Regions from separate parts of the Mus musculus genome. Here region 2 is linked to region 1. Evidence: chromatin loops called from intact Hi-C (ENCODE). Cell type or tissue: gastrocnemius. All regions are shown on one strand. Links, peaks and the distances in the headings refer to the core of each region. The heading gives the core; the rest is flanking DNA. Region 1 overlaps Wdr70 (WD repeat domain 70). Region 2 overlaps Wdr70 (WD repeat domain 70).

Evidence for each region. A loop is a pair of places that touch in the nucleus more often than their neighbours do. Peaks named below come from ENCODE experiments on the same cell type or tissue, not always from the same donor. Only the 100,000 strongest peaks of a DNase experiment are listed, where the experiment ranks them.
Region 2: a loop joins it to region 1, with 3 times the contacts of the local background. A loop is called at or near these places in 1 of 42 quality-filtered maps.

What each region holds. Positions count from the first base shown.
Region 1 is chr15:7,886,322-7,889,128 of GRCm38, reverse strand. It overlaps Wdr70 (WD repeat domain 70), which reads left to right. Exons shown (of 18, transcript NM_001081402.1): 14 at 1-53; 15 at 1,721-1,800. Among named protein-coding and RNA genes, the nearest start is that of Gdnf, 72 kb to the right of the region's middle. In gastrocnemius, for the core only: no CTCF peak of the experiment used is centred there; no DNase peak of the experiment used is centred there.
Region 2 is chr15:7,997,746-8,000,552 of GRCm38, reverse strand. The region is part of intron 9 of Wdr70 (WD repeat domain 70); the gene reads left to right. Among named protein-coding and RNA genes, the nearest start is that of Wdr70, 100 kb to the left of the region's middle. In gastrocnemius, for the core only: no CTCF peak of the experiment used is centred there; a DNase peak (open chromatin) is centred at 1,196; H3K27ac peaks cover 454 bases.

The DNA of each region.
Region 1 (2,807 bases), core at 215-2,714:
GGAACTGGAAATGGACTGGCAAAAGTGTACTACGACCCCAACAAGAGTCAGAGGTATTTCTTGGAAAAGCCTGTTTGAGATGGATGACAACTGGGGAGGGCTTGGGTTCACCCTGGCTTCTATTCATCCCCCTTTGATGGGGATCCGCCCTTTTAGAAAAGGCAGCTGGTACCCAGTAAAGCCTTAGACTCCTAGCATTGTGCTTTAAATGGGATTTAGATCTCACCCTTGATCCGCATCAAATTCAAAGGGAAAGTTGCCCAGGGATTTGCAGTCCTTTGGCTGAAATGTTGAGTGCAGGGTGGGGGGAGTCCTGCTTGCTCCGTGTACTCCCCGGACAGTGGCATCAGCAGAGATGCATGTGAGGTATTAGCAAACAGGAGTGGCCACTCACAAGACACAGCAGCAGCTTGCCTGTTTTACCTTTTGTGGGGAGCTTTTAGTAGTTACTAGTTTGTGTATTTGATGAGGCTATGCTGTATCGACTGAAAGGGATAGCCTGTGAATGGACTTTTCCGGGCCCTTAGCTCGCCCCAGGTCAGACATAAGCATACCAGTTTAATCCCAAGGTCTGGAAACTGGGAGAGGCTCACCTAGCTCCTCAGGTATTAACACTTTCTTTTCCATGAGATGGACATGGGCTACCACCCCAAGGAGCATGGTCCTTCCTGTTCTGGTTTGTATACAGAGTCACATGCCGAGCCTGTGCCCTTCTCTTTTGAGCTCCTACATGCTTTCTAAGGACAGTAAAGCTAATCTTTATGAATGAACTTTCATTGACCATAATTTTGCTCTAGTAAGAAGTGGACCATCCTGTCTTCAGAGGTTCCTGAGCCCGTGTTGAAACCTTTGTCCTATAAAATAACATTATAAAATGATATCTAAGAAGAAGTAGGATTTTGTTTGTTAATAAAGTAAAAATGCTAGTTAGTGTGAATGGAATCCACTCAAAAAGAATGCCAGCCTTATATTATGACACCCATTTGGAAAGTGCTATCTTTACTTGGGATCTATAAGATTTGCTTATGTATATTTTCTTCAGAGCTCTGTACCACTAAGGTGAGGTAAGATCTTAAATAGACCTTCCATTAATCAGGTTGTAGCTCCTGAGCAATGCCACAAAGCATACTCCAGCTTAGACACTCAAAACGGCGTATTTGAGATATGGACATACACCATGCTAGGTCCCGCTGAGTGGAGGACCTTGGTTGCTTTCATCTGGAACATAGGCTAAACATGGAATCCTGTGACCTTGCTTAACTTGCAAAATCTCTTTAACATCCTTATGTTCTTAAATTACTTTTGTGGATTTCTCTTTAGTGTCCTGAATGCCTTGGTACCTCTCCCAATCTTTCACTTGGTGGGTGACACTGGTAGATGTGAATTTCTGGAAAGTTCATTGTCACTAAGACCCCATCTCAGAAAGGCAGGGTCTTGCACAGATTAAAAAAATCTCTCGATTAATGAAAATACTACAGCCGTGTTTTGCATGGGTTAAAAAAATTTTTTTAAATGAATTGGCCAAGATCTTCCAGTGTTTCCTGCATCTATCATAGAGTAATTTCTGCTGGGGTCTACTACATACAGGGAGAGGGAGGGGGAGGGGGAGGGGGAGAGGAGGGAGCTTTGAGACTCTCTGATGGGACCAGAAATTTAGTGTTTCACCTCTACCTATTCCTAAAATGCACTAAAGAAAATAATTTGTTCCAACTCATCGTAGGGGAGCAAAACTATGTGTGGTTAAAACCCAGAGGAAGGCAAAACAAGCTGAGACACTAACCCAGGACTACATCATCACCCGTAAGTTGTTGTCAGCATCCCTCTGTCTTCCGGTGCTCTTCTCTGTGGTCTTGTTCATTACTTGGTTTGAAATCAGAAAGGGTGGCATCTATTACATTATGTCCTGTCATGTGGACACAGGTACAAGTCACATGACAGCATCACTTTAGCTTCTTGGTCGTTTACAAAAATGAGGCTTGCCTCATGTAACTCCTCGCCTAAATGGGAAGTGCCTTCCTGAGCTGAACACACTATTCTATTACAGTGTTCTAGGTTAACATGTTATTCTGTGAATCAACAAGATTCAGGAGGCCTGCAGTGTGATTCTGAACATCAGGGAGATTAGACAAGGAATCTATGACCATGTACTAACATACTTGGAGGAATTTCTGTATCAAACGAACTGTCTGGGGCAGAATGGTTTTTCTCAGATGGGTCATACAACCCTATTCATCCGACAGGTCTATGTTCTGAAAACCACAGCCTCAGACCTGTAAGAGGCCAGGAAGGAAATCTCGGATGCCACAGAGATGAGTAATAGAGTGGCCCAGGGTGCTCTGCTGCTGGCCTTCTTCCCGGTGATGGGTCTCTTGTGAGACCAAGTTCCACGGGGCTTGTGGTCGGTCAAGAGATCCCAAGACACTCTTTGCAAGAGTAGAAGTGTTAAAGTTGGGGTCATAGCCAGTCCAGCTCATGTGATTACATGCGGCCTTCTTAACACACACCCCCCACACACACACCGCCCCCAGTCATGGGAAGTAAAAGGCAATTTTCCCACCTAAAAGGACTGCGTGTCTCACGGCCTGACAAGAGTAAGGGGAGTAATGTGCTTAGCTTCCCTATCATGGCAGGCACGGTTTAAGGTGAGTGGTACTGCCTGGCTGCAATCAGAAGTAGGGCCAGAGGATCTGATGGGGACTGGAAGGGTTTTGGAGATGTTTCCTTTAGATTATAACCTGTCTTTTCCAGTTCTCTGAAAGTGTTTTCTCTTTTAAAACATGTTTAAATTTATATCTAATGGCTGGAAG
Region 2 (2,807 bases), core at 89-2,588, 110 kb before region 1:
CAAAGCAAAGCAAAGCAAAGCAAAGCAAAGCAAACAAAATCCCTCCAGAAAACAAAGGCCAGGGAGATAGTTCAGGTGGTAAGATGTTTGTGGTATAGGCACAGGCCCTGGGTTTAGTCCCTAGCACTTGTAGAAAGCTAAGCATGCACTTGTAATCCTAGAGCCTAAGTCCCAGGTCAGTTTGACAGACTCTTGAGAATAACCCCTGAGGTTGACCTTTGGCCTCCATACACACAGGCACACATATATCATATACCTCCTCATACACCCTGAGGGGGAAGGGCCGGGGGAGAGGGAGTTACAGGGTCTACAGAATCATTTTTTTTTTTCAAAGCTTTGAGACAATTATATCTTCTCTGGGCCTTCCACAGATAATCCACCAGCCAATTTATTCATCACAGGAATAAGACTTACGTAGCCTAAGACAAAAAGTAAAAGTTGAAGCATCAGTCTCCCTCCTCAGATGTTGACTCTGGCTAAGGCAGTCTGGATGACTGTCAGGCTCATGTCAGGAATAGAAGTGCCGTTATTAAATGACATCTCAATGGAGTATAGTCTGTCATATGTCCCTTCAAAGTAGACCTATGAGGGATAGTCATGGTTAACTGTTCTAGCTTCTCTGTATCTCTTAGTAATGGTATGTGGGCTATCCTGCCATTTCCTTAAATGTTTCCTAATTCTTTTCTCTTACTATTGTCTCTTTGATTCATGCCCCGGTTCCTCTATAGCCTCTCCCAAGTGTCAGGAGGGTAGAACTAACTGTACAAAACAGGGATGAGGCTATTATAGTCAATATGTAAGCCTATATTCTAAAACTCTTTCATTAATATTTATCGTTCTGCCAGGTGTGGTGGCACACACAGGTAATCCCAGCACTCTGGAATCTGAGGCAGCAGGATTGTGGATTTATGGCCACCCGGAGGCCAGCTTGTGCCACAGAGTGAGACCCTCTTTCAAGAAAGAGAATAAGTCTTCCTGGCTGACTGAAGAGATGCTCAGTATTATGCTAAAGCAAGGGTTTAATTATATAAGATATTTTTACATGCCACATAACTTAAAAGGCAGCAGTAAACAGAGCAGTCACGTTCCTGGAGCAAAGGAAGGATGGTGGGGTGGGGTCAGGAAGGACTTGGTCTGGCAGCTGTTTGTTGGCGGGCTGCTAGTGAGCACCTGCTCCCCAGCAGGGACAGCCTCTCCTTCGGAAGGGTCTCGGCAGGGGGCCAAACCATAGTGAGAGTTATTCTTATAAAATAGACCTCACTGTATTGGCAAAGATAAGCCCTCTGTGGGTAGAACCGTTTTCATTATGGTTCACATTATGACATACTACTTTTCAGTACTAAACGAGAAAGAGTCTATTATCTGTTGACTTAATATAAAGATAGCATATGAAGTCATAAGTGCATTTGTTACTTACGTGTATAAAAACTGTTTAATGTGTTAGTGTGACTTCAAGGAATTAAAGGGAACCATGATAGCAGGGGGCGGGGCCTAGCTTTCTCCCTTGCTCTGTAGGCAGGGGCGGGGCCTAGCTTTCTCCCTTGCTCTGTAGGCAGGGGCGGGGCCTAGCTTTCTCCCTTGCTCTGTAGGCAGGGGCGGGGCCTAGCTTTCTCCCTTGCTCTGTAGGCCGATGCTCCGATGATTGTCCACTTTGCGCAGGGAACTTGTTTTCCTGGATTTCTAGGGTAGGAAGTGCTGGGTTAGTTTCTTTGCGATTGGTGCACTAGTCCAAAATGTATTGCTTACTGCATTATGCTTATCTTGAAGGGCATCCTCTTGGTTTGCCTCTGGAGTTGAGGGCTTTAGGCTTCACATTACGGTCCTTGATCCATTTAAATTGGTTTTTGTACAGGGTGGAAGATAAGAATCTAATTGTATTCTTTTACAATTAGAAATCCAGTTTTTCTGATACTACTTGTTGAATAGCTGTCTTTCTTCATTTATGCTTTTCCTTTAGATGGGGAGGCTAATATCTAATTTACAAAGAATTTCAACAATTAAAGACCAAAGAAACAAAAATTGGAAACCAACAAATAGGCAAATAAACTGAGTAAGAGGTTTTCAAAAAAAAAAAAAATTCAACAAAAACAACAGATGGCTCATAACTGTTTTTAAAAGTGTCAAATATCCCTAGCCATCAGGGAAATGCAAATGAAAACTACTTTGAGATACCACCTCACACTGGTTGGGATGGCTCTTATCAACAAATCTGACCACAAGTGCTGGAGAGGATGTGGAGAAAAAGGAACCATTATTCACTGTTGGTAGAGCTACAAGTTAATGCAGCTAGTATGGAATCTGTCTGGAGATAATAAAAAAACTAAAACGGAACTCCTGTATGACCCAACTATTTCCCTCCAGGGCGTATACTCAGCTAACTGCATACCTACCATAGAGATAGCTGGATTTACCATGGGTTTTTGCTACTCTATTCACTATAGCAAAGAATTGAATCAATGTAGCTGTCCACCAGAAGATGTGTGCTCAGGTACTGAAAATTTGGAATGTGCATGTGTGTGGGTATGAATACTGTTTAGCTCGTGTGCATGTGTGTGTGTGTGTGTATGTATGAATACTGTTTAGCTCGTGTGTGTGTATGTATGAATACTGTTTAGCTCGTGTGTGTGTGTGTGTATGAATACTGTTTAGCTCGTGTGTGTGTGTTTGTGTGTGTGTATGAATACTATTGACCTCCAAAGTGTAATCACAAAATCTGCAGGAAAATAGATGGACTTACAATGTGCAGCATTAAGCAAGGCTCTCCGTTTGTGGGATAGAGCCAATGATATATGTGTATGTATACTCAA